2 separate regions of the Homo sapiens genome follow, and region 1 is linked to region 2. The links are chromatin loops, found by intact Hi-C in ENCODE. Cell type or tissue: K562. All regions are shown on one strand.

Evidence for each region. A loop is a pair of places that touch in the nucleus more often than their neighbours do. Peaks named below come from ENCODE experiments on the same cell type or tissue, not always from the same donor. Only the 100,000 strongest peaks of a DNase experiment are listed, where the experiment ranks them.
Region 1: it touches region 2 in a loop (4-fold over the local background); 1 of 110 quality-filtered maps calls a loop at or near these places.

Annotation. Positions count from the first base shown.
Region 1 is chr18:24,290,862-24,298,861 of GRCh38, forward strand. The region is part of intron 14 of OSBPL1A (oxysterol binding protein like 1A); the gene reads right to left. Among named protein-coding and RNA genes, the nearest start is that of MIR320C2, 27 kb to the right of the region's middle. In K562, no CTCF peak of the experiment used is centred here; no DNase peak of the experiment used is centred here; H3K27me3 peaks cover 496 bases.
Region 2 is chr18:24,356,369-24,364,368 of GRCh38, forward strand. The region is part of intron 4 of OSBPL1A (oxysterol binding protein like 1A); the gene reads right to left. LOC124904267 (a long non-coding RNA gene) reads left to right here. Exons shown (of 3, transcript XR_007066312.1): 3 at 3,624-3,662. It overlaps LOC124904268 (a long non-coding RNA gene), which reads left to right and starts at 3,708. Exons shown (of 3, transcript XR_007066314.1): 1 at 3,708-3,743; 2 at 4,481-4,555. In K562, a CTCF peak has its summit at 3,543 (motif pointing right); a DNase peak (open chromatin) is centred at 3,561; H3K27me3 peaks cover 708 bases.

The sequences.
Region 1 (8,000 bases), 66 kb before region 2:
CAGGGATGCAGGGAAGAAGGACACTTTCTTGCCTAAGCTCTGGGTGGGAAACCTGAGAAACTGAAGCCCCTAGCTTGTAGCATGCCTAGATATGAAATCCAAATTTAAAACTAGTAGCCCAGAAGCAGAGAAACCTTTACAGCCTCAACAGCGACACACACAAAACTACTCTATATGGACACCTCCAAACCCAAGAAGCAGGAAAAACAAAAACAAAATAAAACACAACAAACAAAAAAACCCACAAGCTCTACTGAAGATGAGCTGTCCATAAAGTTACAATCCATTGTGATGGACATTCAGCAGAAGAAACAAAAGACTTAGCTGTGCAACAACTTGAGGTATAAAAACATTCTGAAAAAAATGCTTTAAATTCATATGTCTGAAGTTATTAGAGATAAAATTAGAAATGCATGTAATATAAAAGAACATGTCACTATGGGGAAAAATAACAAATTTTTAAAACCACCAACTAAAATTTCTAGAATTATAAAATACAGTCACTAAGATTAGAAAGTAGAAAGTCAAAAGATTAAGCAGAAAAACTGACTAAATTGAGAAAGAAACTAAAGCTAGAAAATAGAACTAAGAAAAGTACTCAGAATGCAACAGAAAGAAATGGAATAAGAAATGAGGTAGGAGGATAGAACGAGAAGGCTCAACATATGTCTATTAAGAGTTCTGGCAGGAGAGAATATAAAGAATGATGAAGTAAAATTGGAAGAGATAATAGCTAAGAACTTTTCTAACTTAAAGAAAGATAATAAATGAGTCCTTGAATTAAAGAACAGAGTTTCAAGCAAGCTATAGAACAACAAAATCCAAACCCAGAGACAGAATAAAACTGCAGAATACCAAAAACAAAGTGAAAAATCTTTGCAGTAACAAAAGGGGACTTGGGGGACAGGGAAAAAAAAAAACGAGAGATTGCCTGTAATTCCAGCACTTTGGGAGACTGAGGCAGGTGGATCACCTGAGGTCAGGAGTTCGAGACCAGCCTGGCCAATGTGGTGAAACCCTGTCTCTACTAAAAAATAAAAAATTAAAATAAATTAAAATAAAATTTAAAAAATTAGCCAGGCATGGTGGCAGGTGCACCTGTAATCCCAGCTACTCAGGAGGCTGAGGCAGGAGAATCACTTGAACCTGGGAGGCAGAGGTTGCAGTGAGCCAAGATTGCGCCACTGTACTCCAGCCTGAGCAACAGCAAAACTCTGTCTCAAAAAGAAAAAAGAAAATATCAGAAGTCAGAATAAATTGCAATTGCATCTTCAAAATGCTAGTGGAAGATAACTATAACCCAGTGAGGGTGAAATAAAGATTTAGATAAGGTAGAAATTCTTCTACTCACAGACCCCCAATGAAAGAATTACTCAAAGATTTGCCTCAGAAAATAAAACAGAATTCAGGGGAGAGGAGTAGGATATAAAAATCAGTGGCATTAACTGTGGAAACCCTCTTGGCAAAAGAATGCAAAATATGCCACAGTTCTGATGGTTTCTTCCCTATTTCATGTCTCTAAAAGGTCTCTTTGACTTGTACACTCGTTAAATTTACTAACTTGACAGAAATTTATTGTTTCTCCCTGAGTTTGAGAGATATAAGGTATAAATTTAAGCTAGATAAGTAGGTCATTCATTTCACTCACTCATTCATCACACACAGAGAGAAAGAGAGACGGCGAGAGAGAGGAGAGAGAGACCCCCATCACATGCCAAGTTCTGTTGAGGTACCAAAGATAATCGGCAAACAGGTAAAAATCCCTGCCCTGAAGTTTATACCACGGTGGGAAAGGCAGACAATCAACTACACACACTCATAGGAAGTCTGATAAGTAACAAAAGAGAAACTGCAGTAAGGTAGAGGGGTAACAAGTGCTGAGGGGAGGTGAACTTCACAGAGGATGAGGTACCAGCTAAGGGTCTCAGCAGGGAAGAGCTGGCCTGCTCAAAGGTAACTGAGGTCTGGGCACAGTGGCTCACGCCTGTAATCCCAGCACTTTGGGAGGCTGAAGTGGGTGGATCACTTGAGGTCAGGAGTTCAAGGCCAGCCTGCCCAAAAGGGAGAAACTCCGTCTCTACTAAAAATATAAAAATTAGCCGGGTGTGGTGGCTCGCGCCTGTGGTCCCAGCTACTCAGGAGGCTGAGGCAGGAGTATCGCTTGAACCTGGGGGCGGAGGTTGCAGTGAGCCAAGATCGCACCACTGCCTCTAGCCCAGGCGACAGAGAGGGACTCCCGTCTCAAAAAAAAAAAAAAAAAAAAAAAAGAAAAGAAAAGAAAAAATTAAAACGTTAACTGAGAAGAATTTGAAAAAGAGATTGCTCACAAAGGTGAGGAGGGTTGAAGTAACAGAGACTGGCGTGCGGGACACAGTTACCATCCTGGCACAGAGGGGGAAAGGGGAGAGGACAGTATTGCTAAGCCCAGCAAGAGCTGGAGTCTAGATCAGGCCAGTGGCCAGGCAGAGGAACCCGGCAGCACTGCGGAACCACAGTCCGGCTGGAGAGAATGAAGGTAAAGCCCTGAAACGACTTCCTCTCCCGTCCCTCCGCAGGTCTCCCGACAGAGCCTCCCATTTGCTGAATCCAATCACAAGTCCGAGGGCCAAGAAGCCCCAGGGCTGAGGCTGCAGTACACAAAGCAGGGCAGAGCAGACGAGGAGGAGCAAACCAGCGCAGGAGGCCAGGAAAATCCTCTGTGTGCAGGCACCTTTTGAAGAAAGACCTAGGGAAGGAAGGGAGTGACTACGCCACTCAGGAGAAAAGCCTTCCAGAAGAGGGAACAGCACACGAAAGGCCACTGGCAGGCGTAGGCCAGGCCAATGAGGCTGGAGAGGAGCCAGAAAGGGAACTGGGAGGTGGGGGGCTGAGGGGTGGAAGGGGCTGGAAGGCTCTGCAGGTCATTAGAATGACTCTGTCTCTCACTCCAAGTGAGAAGATCTGGAAGCCACTGGATGTTTCCAGCAAAGGACCTCAATCCACTGACATTTTGGGAGGATTTGGGGCAGAAGCTGTAGGGGGAAGGGTGAAATCTGGGGACAGCAAGTAGGTTTTCAGATGTCCACGTGGGAGGCAATGGTGGCTTGGACCAGGTGGCAACAGAGAAAGTGGTAAGTTTGTTTACTCAAAGCCCAGATTTTGAGGAAACAGTTTTAAGTAGGCTAAATAGAAGTGCTTTTCCTCTCAGATTTTTTTTTTCAGTTTTATTTTCTTGAGTTCGACTATTTTGCTTTTATATTTCAATAGTTTTGGGGGAATAGGTGGTGTTTGGTTACATGCATAAGTTCCTTAGTGAAGAAGTCTAAGATTTTAGTGCACCCATCACCTGAGCAGTGTACACTACATCCAATATGTGGTTGTTTTTTTTTTTGGTGGTGGTGTTGTTATTGAGATGGAGTCTTGCTCTGTTGCCCAGGCTGGAGTGCAGTGGCGCGATCTCGGCTCACTGCAACCTCCTCCTCCTGGGTTCAAGCGATTCTTCTGTCTCAGCCTCCTGAGTAGCGGGGATTACAGGTACCCGCCACCAGGCCCAGCTAATTTTTGTATTTTTTTAGTAGAGACGAGGTTTCACCATGTTGGCCAGGCTGGTCTCGAACTCCTGACCTCAGGTGATCCGCCCGACTCAGCCTCCCAAAGTGCTGGGATTACAGGCGTGAGCCACTGTGCCCGGTCCAATATGTAGATTTTAATTTCTCCCCCAGACTCTTTCCTTCCCAGTCCATAAAGACCATATCACTCTAAGTCTCTGCATCCTCAAAGCTTAGCTCCCACTTATAAATGAGAACAAATGGTTTTTGGTTTTTCCATTCCTGAGTTTCTAAGTATTCCATTCACTTAGAATAATGGCCTCCAGCTCCATCCAAGTTGCTGCAGAAGACATTATTTCATTCCTTTTTGTGGCTGAGTAGTATTCCATGTTGTATAAATACCACGTTATTTATCCATTCATTGGTTGATGGGCACTTAGGTTGGTCCCACATCTTTTGCAATTGTGAATTGTGCTGCTGTGAACATGGATGTGCATGTGTCTTTTTCATATAATGACTTCTTTTCCTTTGGGTAGATACCAGTAGTGGGACTGTTGGATCAAATAGTAGATCTACTTTTAGTTCTTTAGGGAATCTCCATACTGTTCTCCATAGAGGTTGTACTAATTTACATTCCCACCAGCAGTGTGAAAGTGTTCCCTTTTCACCACATCCACACCAACATCTATTGTTTTCTGACTTTTTCATTATGGCCATTCTTGTAGGAGTAAGATGGTATCTCCTTGTGGTTTGGATTTCCATTTCCATGATGATTAGTGCTGTTGAGCATTTTTTTATATGTTTGTTGGTCAACTGTATATCTTCTTTTGAGAAACATCTATTCATGTCTTTTGCCCACTTTTTGATGGGATTATTTGTATTTTTCTTGCTGATTTGTTTGAGTGCCTTGCAGATTTCAGATACTAGTCCTTTGTTGGATGCATAGTTTGCATATTTTCTCCCATTCTCTGGTTGTCTATTTATTCTGCTGATTATTTCTTTTTCTGTGCAGAAGCTTTTTAGTTTAATTAGGTTCCATTTATTTATTTTTGTTGTACTTGCTGTTGGGGTCTTAGTCATGAATTTTTGCCTAGGCCAATGTCCAGAAGAGTTTTTCCAATATTATCTTCTAGAATTGTTAGGCTTTCTGGTCTTAGAATTAAGTCTTTGATCCATCTTGAGTTGATTTTTATATAAGGCAGAGATGGGGATCCAGTTTCATTCTTATACATGTGGCTTGCCAATTATCCCAGCACATAGACTGGGGAAAGGATAGCCTATTTTGGGGAAAAGCTATATAAACTGAATAGGCTGTCCTTTCCCCAATTTATGTTTTTTTCAAATATATAAATTGAATAGGCCGTCCTTTCCCCAATTTATGTTTTTGTATGCTTTGTCAAAGATCAGTTGGCTGTATAATATTTGGTTTTATTTCTGGGTTCTCTATTCTGTTTCACTGGTCTAAGAGCCTTTTTTTTTTTCTCCATAACAGTAACCATGATGTTTTTGGTAACTAGAGCTCTGCAGTATAATTTAAAGTCCAATAATGTGATACCTCCAGATTTGTTCTTTTTTCTTAGTATTACTTTGGCTATTCAGGTTCTTATGGGATTCCATATGAGTTTTAAGATTTTTTTTCTAGTTCTGTGAAAAATTGTGATGGTATTTTGATGGGAATTGCATTGCATCTGTAAATTGCTTTGGGCAGTATGGTCATTTTCACAATATTGATTCTTCCCATCCATGAGCATGAGATATGTTTCCATTTATTTGTGTCATCTATGATTTCTTTCAGCAGTGTTTTGTAGTTTTCCTTGTAGAGAGCTTTCACCTCCTTGGCTAAGCACATTCCTACATATTTTATTTTTTTGCAACTGTTGTAAAAGGGATTGACTTCTTGATTTGATTCTCAGCTTGGTCGCTGTTGCTGTACAGCTGTGCTACTGATTTGTATACATTGATTTTGTAACCTGAGACTTTATTGAATTTGTTTATGAGATCTAGGAGTCTTTTGGATGAGTCTTTAGGATTTTCTAGGTGCGTGATCATATCACTGGCAAACAACACTAGTTTGACTTCCTCTTTTCCACATAGATGCCCTTTATTTCTTTCTCTTAACTGACTGCTCTGGCTAGGACTTCCAGTACTACGTTGAATAGGAAGTGGTAAAAGTGGGCATCCTTTTCTTATTTCAGTTCTTAGAGGGAATGCTTTCAATTTTTCCCTATTCAGTATGATGTTGGCTATGGGTTTGTCATATATGGCTTTTATTATTTTGAGGTAAGTCCCTTCTATGCCTAGTTTATTAAGAGTTTTTAACATAAAGGGATGCTGGATTTTATCAAATGCTTTTTCTGCATCTACTGAGATGATCACATGGTTTTTACTTTTAATTGTTTGTGATATATCATATTTATTGACTTGCATATATTAAAGCATCCCTGCATCCCTGGAACAAAACCCACCTGATCATGGTGTATTATCTTTCTGATATGCTGTTGGATTCAATTAGCTAGTATTTTTTTGAGGATTTTTGCACCTATGTTCATCAGGGATATTGGTCTGTAGTTTTCCTTGTTCGTTGTGTCCTTCTCTGGTTTTGGTATTAGGGTGATACTGGCTTCATAAAATGATTTAGGGAGGATTCCTTCTTTCTCTTTCTTTTGGAATAGTTTCAGTAGGATTGTTACCAATTCTTTGAATTCCAGTAGAATTCAGCTGTGAATACATCTGGTCATGGGCTTTTTTTGTTGGCAATTTTTAAATTACTGATTCAATCTAACTGCTTATTACTGGTCTGCTCAGGGTTTCTGTTTTTTCCTGGCTTAATCTGGGAGGATTGTGTTTCCAAGAATTTATCTATTTCCTCTTAATTTTTTAGTTTGTGCATGTAAAGGTTTTCATAATAGTTTCAAATGATCTTTTGTATTTCTATGGTTTTGGTTGTAATGTCTCCTGTTTAATTTCGAATTAAGCTTATTTGGATCTTCTCTCATCTTTTCTTCAGTAATCTCACTAATGGTCTATCAATTTTGTTTATGTTTTCAAAGAACCAGTTTTTTGTTTCATTTATCTTTTGTATTTTTTGTGACACTAGCTTGTCAATTTGTGCTCTTTCCGACTTTTTAATGCAGGCATTAAACGCTACGAACTTTCCTCTTAGCACTGCTTTTGCTCTATCCCAGAGGTTTTGATAACTTGTGTCACTACTATCATTCATTTCAAAGAAGTTTTTAATTTCCATCTTGATTTGTTAACTCAAAAATCATTCATAAACATATTATTTAATTTCCATGTAATTGTATAGTTCTGAGCATTCCTTTTGGAGTTGATTTCTAGTTTTATTCCCCTGTGGTCTGAGAAGATATTTGATATTACTTCAATTTTCTTAAATTTATTGAGACTTATTTTACAGCCTATCATGTGTTCTATCTTGGAGAAGTTCCACGTGCTAATGAGAAGAATGTATATTCTGCAGTTGTTGGGTAGAGTTGTCAGAGATGTGTGAACCAGAGCAACTCCATCTTAAACAGGAGCTGGGTAAAATGAGGCTGAAACCTACTGGGCTGCATTCCCAGATGGTTAAGGCATTCTAAATCACAGGATAAGATAGGAGGTCAGCACAAAATACAGGTCATAAAGACCTTGCTGATAAAACAGGTTGCAGTAAAGGAGCCGGCCAAAACCCACCAAAACCAAACTGGTGACTAGAGTGACCTCTGGTCATCCTCACTGCTACACTCCCAACAGTGCCATGACAGTTTACACATATCATGGCAACATTAGGAAGTTACCCTATATGGTCTAAAAAGGGGAGGCATGAATAATCCACCCCTTGTTTAGCATATCATGAAGAAATAACCATAAAAATGGGCAACCAGCAGCCCTCAGGGCTGCTCTGTCTATGGAGTAGCTGTTCTTTTATTCCTTTACTTTCTTAATAAACTTGTTTTCATTTTGCACTGTGGACTTGCCCTGAGTTCTTTCTTGCTCTGTCACCCAGGCTGGAGTGCAGTGGTGCGATCTTGGCTCACTGCAACCTCTACCCCCCGGGTTCAAGCGATTCTCCTGCCTCAGCCCCCCAGTAGCTGGGACTATAGGCGTGTGCCACCACGCCCGGCTAATTTTTTGTCTTTTTAGTAGAGACGGGGTTTCACCGTGTTAGCCAGGATGGTCTCGATCTCCGGACCTCGTGTTCCACCCACCTCGGCCTCCCAAAGTGCTGGGATTACAGGCATGAGCCACCGCGCCTGGCCGCCCTGAAATCTTTCTTGCATGAGATCCAAGAACCCTCTCTTAGGGTCTGGATTGGGACCCCTTTCCTGTAACAGAATGTTCTTTAAATATCTGTTCAGTCCATTGTTCCACAGTGTAGTTTAAGGCCATTGTTTCTTTGTTGACTTTCTGTCTTGATCTGCCTAGTGCTGTCAGTGGAGGAATACTGAAGTTCGCACTATTACCATGTTGCTGTCT
Region 2 (8,000 bases):
TACAGTGGAGAAAGCGGATCACCAAGACATCTCACAAGCTGTTAGATCTAAGGTCCAAACTGGCACTGACACCAAGAGATCCAAAATGTCATGAGGCCCCTGTGTTAGAAAGGGGGCATGCATGGGAGTGAGATGATAAATGGCGCCCTGGCTGAGGTCTGGCTCACGGTGCGGGTGCTGGTTGGGTCCAGAAATACACCTAGTGGTCATTCTCCTAGTCCCTGAATATGAAATTGGAATAGACACACTTAGTTGTTGGTACAACCCTCACATTGCCATCTTGGTCTATTGTATAGGAGCCAAATGGAAGTGGCTACTCACCCCCAGCCATGGCCAAGACATATCAAAACCAATATCCCATATGGGAAGGGATGGCAGAAATCAGTGCCACCCTTAAAAACCTAAGAGAATGCAGGGGCCATGGTCCCTATCATATTTCCATTGAATTCACTCATCTGCCACTATAAAACCCAGATGGAATGTGGAGGATGACACTGAACTTCCAGAAACTCAACCAAATAGTGACCCCAATTATAGCCACTCTGCCACCTCAGGTACATGGTAAGCAGCAACCGATAGGGCAAATGTACCTTTTCTATCCCTATTAGGAAAAAAAATCAAAGACAGTTTGGATTCACATGGACAAGAGTATACATGTACAGCTTCCGCCTCATGCCATCTGGGAATCTGGCAGCAAATCACACTGGTCCACTTTATCAATAACATTGTCAATCAAGAAAAATGATGAGACAAGTCTCAATCATTTTAGATTTATTTGCCAAAGTTAAGGACACGCACCCAGGAGACAGACATCTTTCTCTGAAGATGATTTTTGAGGGCTTCAAATTTAAAGGGGAAAGGGCAGGATATTGAGAAGTACACAATTTTCAGGTAAGGGGGTGGGTGGGAAAAGATAGTCATGCCTTTGTCTGGCTCCATGAATCTGCATGTTTTTACATAAGATGACATAAACGGGGCAGAAGAAAAACGTAGGGAATCTGCATTCTACATAACACAGACAAAATGGGGCAGGGGAACAATTAGATATGCATTTGCGTGTGGTGGGCCTGGGTGACTGCACCTGTAAAGATAAGCTATCACTTTGCATTGCTCACTAGGAATTTCCTTGTGAGCAAAATATGGGGGAGGCATGTAGCTTTTCCTCTTGTAGCCACCTTATTTAGGAACCAAAAGGGGGAGGCAGGTTTGCATGACCCAGTTCTCAGCTTGATTTTTCCCTTTGGCAAAATGAGTTTGGGGTCCCAAAATTTAATTTCCTTTCATAACATCATGCTAACAGAACCAGGAGAAGAGGCTTCTTCTCCACGAGGCTAGGATGTTCAAAGCCTTGGTAAGACATATCTGATCCAGTGGGTGGGAGGTAAAACTTAGGAAGAATTCAGGAGCTTTTCCATGTCAGTAAATTTTTAGAAGTTCACTGGTCTGGGCAATGACAAGACACTTCCTCAGAAGAATAAATTACTGCATCTTGCACTTCCCATAACAGAAGGGAGCACAGTGCCTGGTTGGCTTCAACAGGTTTTGGGGCAGCTTATTCCACACCTAAAGATAATGCTCTGATTCGTATGCTAGAAGGCACCAAAGGCTGCCTGAACATTGGGGTCCTTGCATCCAAGGACCAGCAGGCAAGAATAGTCACCATCTTAGCAGAAGTAATTGAACTTGATCAGCAGAAAAAAGTAGGGCTGTACACATTGGGGATGTACGTGGAAGAACAGGTTTAGCATACGATGAGAAACTCAGGTGTGTCCTGGTATTCTCTTGTCCAATTTTTATGGTAAATGGACAAGGGCAGCAACTCCAGCCTAAGAAGGGCATGGTATCCAGGGGCTCAGACCTCCAGGGATGAGGGTTTCCAGAGTATCCACGTATCCATGACTGACTGTCCCAGTGTATAAAGGCCTGGCTGCTCATCCCCAACAGGGACAACTTTGAAGCATCATCTCCTCTGCAAAGCTTCGCACACAGCAGAAAGGCTGAGGCATCGCTTGAGCCGGCAGCACTACTTGACTTGTCCACTCCTGTCCACTTCTTCCCCACCCTCGTGCACAGGTGTGATGCCACGAGCACTCCATAAACCTGCTGCCCACTCATCTCCATCTCAGCTTCCCTGAGAACAGATCTAGAACAAATTATATGTATATATTTCAAGGCAGTCATTCTCCATCAAATGAAACGATACGTGTCAAGTTGTCTGGGCATCGCCTGAAACACAGTAGGCCTTCAATACATAAACATGAGAAATGGTCTCCTAGGAAATCCTAAAGCCCAGGATTATACATATATTCTGTATGTTAGGTGAGATAGAGAGAATTTCTGAGACACAGAACATAGGAAGCATTTATTGTATTTGTTTATTTACTATTTTAGAGACAGGGTCTTGCTCTGTCATCCAAGCTGGAGTGCGGTGGTGCCATCATAGCTCACTCACTGTAGCCTCAAACTCCTGGGGCTCAAGCGATCCTCCTGCCTCAGCCACCAGAGTAGCTGGGACTACAAGCACATGCCATACATCCAGCTTTGAGTTTTTTAGAGATGGGGTCTTGGCTGGGCACGGTGGCTCATGCCTATAACCCCAGCACTTTGGGAGGCTAAGGCAGGCAGATCACTTGAGCCCAGGAGTTTCAGACCAGCCTGGGCAACATGGCAAAACCCTGTCCCTACAAAAAATACAGAAAATTAGCCAGGTACAGTGGCACATGCCTGTGGTCCTAATTCCTGGGGAGGCTAGGGTGGGAGGATCACTTGAGCTCTGGATGTGGAGGTTGCAGTGAGCTGAGATTGCACCACTGTACTCCAGCCTTGGCGACAGAGCGAGACCCTGTCTATAGAGAAAGAGACAGAGACAGAGAGAGAAAGAGAGAGATATGGTGGGGGGCGGGAAGAGGGGGTCTTGTTATGTTGCCCAGGTTGGCCTCTAACTCCTGACTTCAAGCGATCCTCCTGCCTTCGCCTCCTGTGTAGCTGGGATTATAGGTGTGAGCCACTACACCCGGCTCTGGAAGCATGTGTTTTACAAGCATTCTCAGCTGGGCGTGGTGGCTCATGCCTGTGATCCGAGAACTTTGGGAGGCTGGGGTAGGAAGACCGCTTAAGGTTCAAGACCAGCCTGGGCAACACGGTGAAACCCTGTCTCTACAAAAGATTTTTAAAAATTAGCCAGGTACAGTGGCGCACGCGTATAGTTCTAGGTGGAAGGATCTGTTGTGCCCAGACGTTCAAGGCTGCAGTGAGCTATGAGGGCCCCACTGCACTCCAGCATGGGTGAAAGAGTGAGATCCTGTATCTAAATAAATAAATAAAAATTAAAAAAAAATAAAAGTATTCTCAATTCTGCTAAAAGGTCAGTGCAACAATCCAAATATTCATTATACATACCATATTCCTATTTTAAATTGATTATAAAAGGCATAAAAACTTTATAACTGCATCTGAAAGTAAAGTAAGGAACAAATACTAAACACAGTATTTTAAAATTCTGGTATTCTGATTTTTACCAAAGAACACTAGGGGGCACTAATGTACCAAGAAAAGCCCAAAGGTGCCTCAAGAGCTGGGGAACTGCATGATTTTTTTGTTTGTTCTGTTTTTGTTTGAGACAGAGTTTCGCTGTGGTCACCCAGGCTGGAGTGCGATGGCGCGATCTCGGCTCACTGCAACCTCCGCCTCCCAGGTTCAAGTGATTCTCCTGCCTCAGCCTCCTGAAGTAGCTGGGATTACAGGTACCCGACACCAGGCCCAGCTAATTTTTTTGTATTTTTAGTAGAGACAGGGTTTCACCATGTTGGCCAGGCTGGTCTTGAAGTCCTGACCTCAGGTGATCCACCCGCCTTGGCCTCCCATAGTGCTGGGATTACAGGCATGAGCCACCGTGCCAAGCTGGGGAGCTGCATTTTTTAAATATTCCAGAGGATAAGAGTTTAAAGTGCTTTATAATAAGCCAAATCCCTTTTCAACTCAACATTCTACTTACTGAATCACAGGATCATAAGATATTTTAAAATTATCTTCATGGTAAATGATCACATAGGAATGAGATAACTTGATTCTTTTCATGAGAATTAGAAACCAAACTCTTTGCACAATTCAGTCATGCTTAGATATTGAGCACATACATTTTTTAATTTTAATGTTTCCTACATAACACAATCATGTAACTTCAGCTAAATGTTATTTTCTAAGACAACAGATAACAAAATACAGCAGATCTTCAAACAACACCATTTCATTCAACATCATTTCATTGCAATGTTCACAAGAAAAAAAAATCGATTCTTGGAGGGGGCCAATGTCTGTTGGAGTTCACATGTCCTTGTGTCTGCGTGGGTATCTCAGGTACTCTGTTTTCTTCTCACCTCCTAAAGATGTGCATAGCAAGTGAACAGGCATGTCTGAACTGTCCCAGTGTGAGTGTGGGTGTGTATGTGAGTGGCCCTGTGACAAGATGCATCCTCTCCAGGCCTGGATCCCCCTGTGCTCCCTGAGCTGCCGGGATAGGTTCCAGCCACCCTCACACCTGAACTGGAATAAATGGGTAAATAATTATCTTGTTTTTACTAATGTTTCTAAATGTATGAATAGCTCACATTTATTTCAATGTTTAATATCAGAAGTGTTTGCTCTTCATTTAGAAGTGTGGTAATTTTCTTTTCTTTTTTGGCACAGAGTCTCACTCAGCTGCCCAGGCTGGAGTGTGGTGGCACAACTGCGGCTCACTGCAGCCTCAACTTCCTGGGCTCAAGTGATCCTCCCATTTCAGCCTCCCGAGTAGCTGGGACTACAGATGCATGCTACCACATCTGGCTAATTTTTGATTTTGTAGAAGTGAGGTCTCCCTATGTTGCCCAAGCTGGTCTTGAACTCCTGGGCTCAAGCAGTCCACCTGCCTCAGCGCCCCAAAGTGCTGGCATTACAGACATGTGCCACTATGCCTGGCAGTGATGTTTTTTTGTGACTATAATTATTCTGTAGGAACTTAACTCTTGTTTATATGCATTGGCCTATGGTGAAGTTGGTTTCCTTATACATCGTTTATCCAAAAGTTAGTTTCCAAAAATCTATCATTGACATTAAGTGAGGACTTACTGTATATATGCTGATGCTCATGTCAAACTAAGGCTCAATTTAGCATGGTCTCACGTTCAAAGTTCAAGAAAATAGCAGAAATGGCCAAATATGTAAAGAGCTGAACATAGATAAATGAACTTATTTGATCTAGGTGATTACAGAGATGGGAGGTAAAACTTACCTTGTGCTCATGGGGACACAAAAAACAAGACATGATAATTCCTTGCTAGCAAGATTAATGCAACTTAGTAGCAGAGTTAAGACACAGACTACAGACTGGGTGCAGTGGCTCCCTCCTATAACCCCAGCACTTTGGGATTGAGAGCACTTGAGGTCAGGAGTTTGAGACCAGCCTGGCCAACCAACATGGTGAAACCCTGTCTCTACTAAAAATACACACTATGGTGGCACATGCCTGTAATTCCAGCTACTCAGGAGGCTGAGGCAGGAGAATCACTTGAACCCGAGAGGCGGAGATTGCAGTGAAGTGAGATCGTGCCACTGCACTCCAGCCTGGGTGACAATGGGAGACTCCATCTCAAAAAAAAAAAAAAAAAAAAAAAGACATAGACAAAAATAACACTAATACAAGGTAGAAGACGAATGAAAGTGCTGTACTGTGCCCAGGAATCCTGGAAGAGTATAGTTTCCTTCCAGCTGCAAGATGTTAGGAAAGAATTTATGGATATTACATTTGAGTAGCACTTTGAATGGGTAGATCTGGGCCATGTAGAAATAGATGACAATAGAATTTTCTTAGGTATATAGAAAAGAATGAGCAAGACCATAAAAAAAAACAGCAAGTAGTTCACGTAGTCAGGCAAATCGAGCCATCTGCAGCTCATATTTGAAACCCCACAAAGTCAAGCATAGAAATTAACCACAACCTTTATTGTTTATTATAAAAGGTTCTTTTTTCTCAGCTTGAGTTAAGACTCCATATCTGGTTCACAAGTATCAATTTATGAACAAATAGACAAGAGTGGTATAAAATGTACTAATTCAAACATGCTTAGCACATACAGAATTGACTCATGGTAACGTATTAAAAGTTAGTTAAATCTAGTCATTAGAATAATGAAAAGTGTGAAACAATATAATAATAAATTTGTTCTTTAACTCATGATAAATTCACATAAAGCTTCCAATCACGTGCTTACGAAATAACCTTTAGGTATCATGTTGGACTATGGTCAACAACTAGAATATACAAGAAATACACTCTATGTCATAGTTAATTTTGCATATCATTTAAATAATCAAAAAAACATTAATATGGGGTAAAGCAACTTTTAGCTATGAAAGGATAAGACAACTGTTATCCTGAAAAAATGAGCATAAAGCTGGACAAAATTGTCAAAACTAACCATTTTGTGGTGCTGGATATCCATTAAAGAAACAAACTGAGAGGCAGTTACTCCAGAGGAATGGCAGGAACTTGGAGGAAGAACACTGGGAGTCTTTAGCTTTCTAGCCACAGGCTATTAGTCCTCCCCACCTCCCCAAACAAGTCTGACCAGGGCAGGCCTGGCAGTGAAACCCAGCAGTTTTGCTGCCAGAGGGAAATGACTTGATTTAAAACAAAAGGCAAAAACCCAGTAAAAGTAGCAAATACAGCAGAAAACAAATGAGAACACCTACATGCTTGCTAGCATGAGGCTGCTTTTTCTATTAGAGTGTCTAGCTTTCTACCGCTGCTATAACAAATGACCACAAACTCGGTGGCTTAAAACAACAGAAAGAAATGTGTTACCTCACAGTTCTGTATTTGAGAAGTCCAGAATAGGTCTTGTTGGGAAAAATCAAGGTGTTGCAAGGGCTCTAGGGGAGAATTCATTTCCTTGCTTTTCCCGTTGCTAGAGACTGTCCACCTTCCTTGGCTCACAGCCCCCTTTCCTGCAGTTTCTAAGGCAGAAACACCGTATCTCTCTGACGAATCTCTCATAAGCACATTTCCCTCTTATTACACTTCTTTCTTTTTCTTTTTTTCCTTTTTTTTTTTTTTTTTGAGATAGAATCTCGCTGTGTTGTCCAGGCTGGAATACAGTGGCACAATCTTGGCTCACTGCAACCTCTGCCTGCTGGGTTCAAGTGATTCTCCTGCCTCAGCCTCCCGAGTAGCTGGGATTACAGGAGTATGCCACCACATCCAGCTATTTCTTTTCTTTTCCCTTCCTTCCTTCCTTTCTATCTTTCTTTCTTTCTTATAGGGTCTCCCTGTGTCACCCAGGCTAGAGTGCAGTGGTGAAATCATGGCTCACTTCAGCCTCGACCTCCCCGGCTCAAGTGATCCTCCAACCTCAGCCTCCCGAGCAGTTGGGACTACAGATGCACACCACCACACCAGGCAATTTTTTTTTTTTAGAGATGGGATTCTCCCTATGTTGCCCAGGCTGGTCTCAAACTCCCGTGCTCAAGTGATCCTTCCACCTTGGCCTCCCAAAGTGCTGAGATTACAGGCGTGAGCCACTGTGTCCAGCCTCTCTTACACTTCTAAGGACACCTGTGATTACAATGGGCCCACCGAGATAATCCAAAATAATTTTCCTACCTTAAGGTTAGCTGATGAGCAATCTCAACTCCATCTGCAACTTTAACTTCCCCTTGCTGTGTAATCTAACATATTTACAAGTTTTGGGGGATTAGGATGTGGATGTCTTTGGAGGGCCATGATTCTGCCTACCACACAGGCAAATGGCAAAACAGCCTAAAACTTAATGAGACAACCCTGAAAACAAAAGAACTGGAGTAGGAGTAGGTGAGCTTCCCAGGTACCCCAGGCTGCTGGGAAACTCCACACATTTGCAGGAGAAAGGAGAGGGGGCCTTGCAAAAGTCAGAGCAGAGGAAGAAGCGAGAAATGCCTGGACTCTGAAAGCACTCTCCAGCCTACACATAGATCCAGGGCAGAGC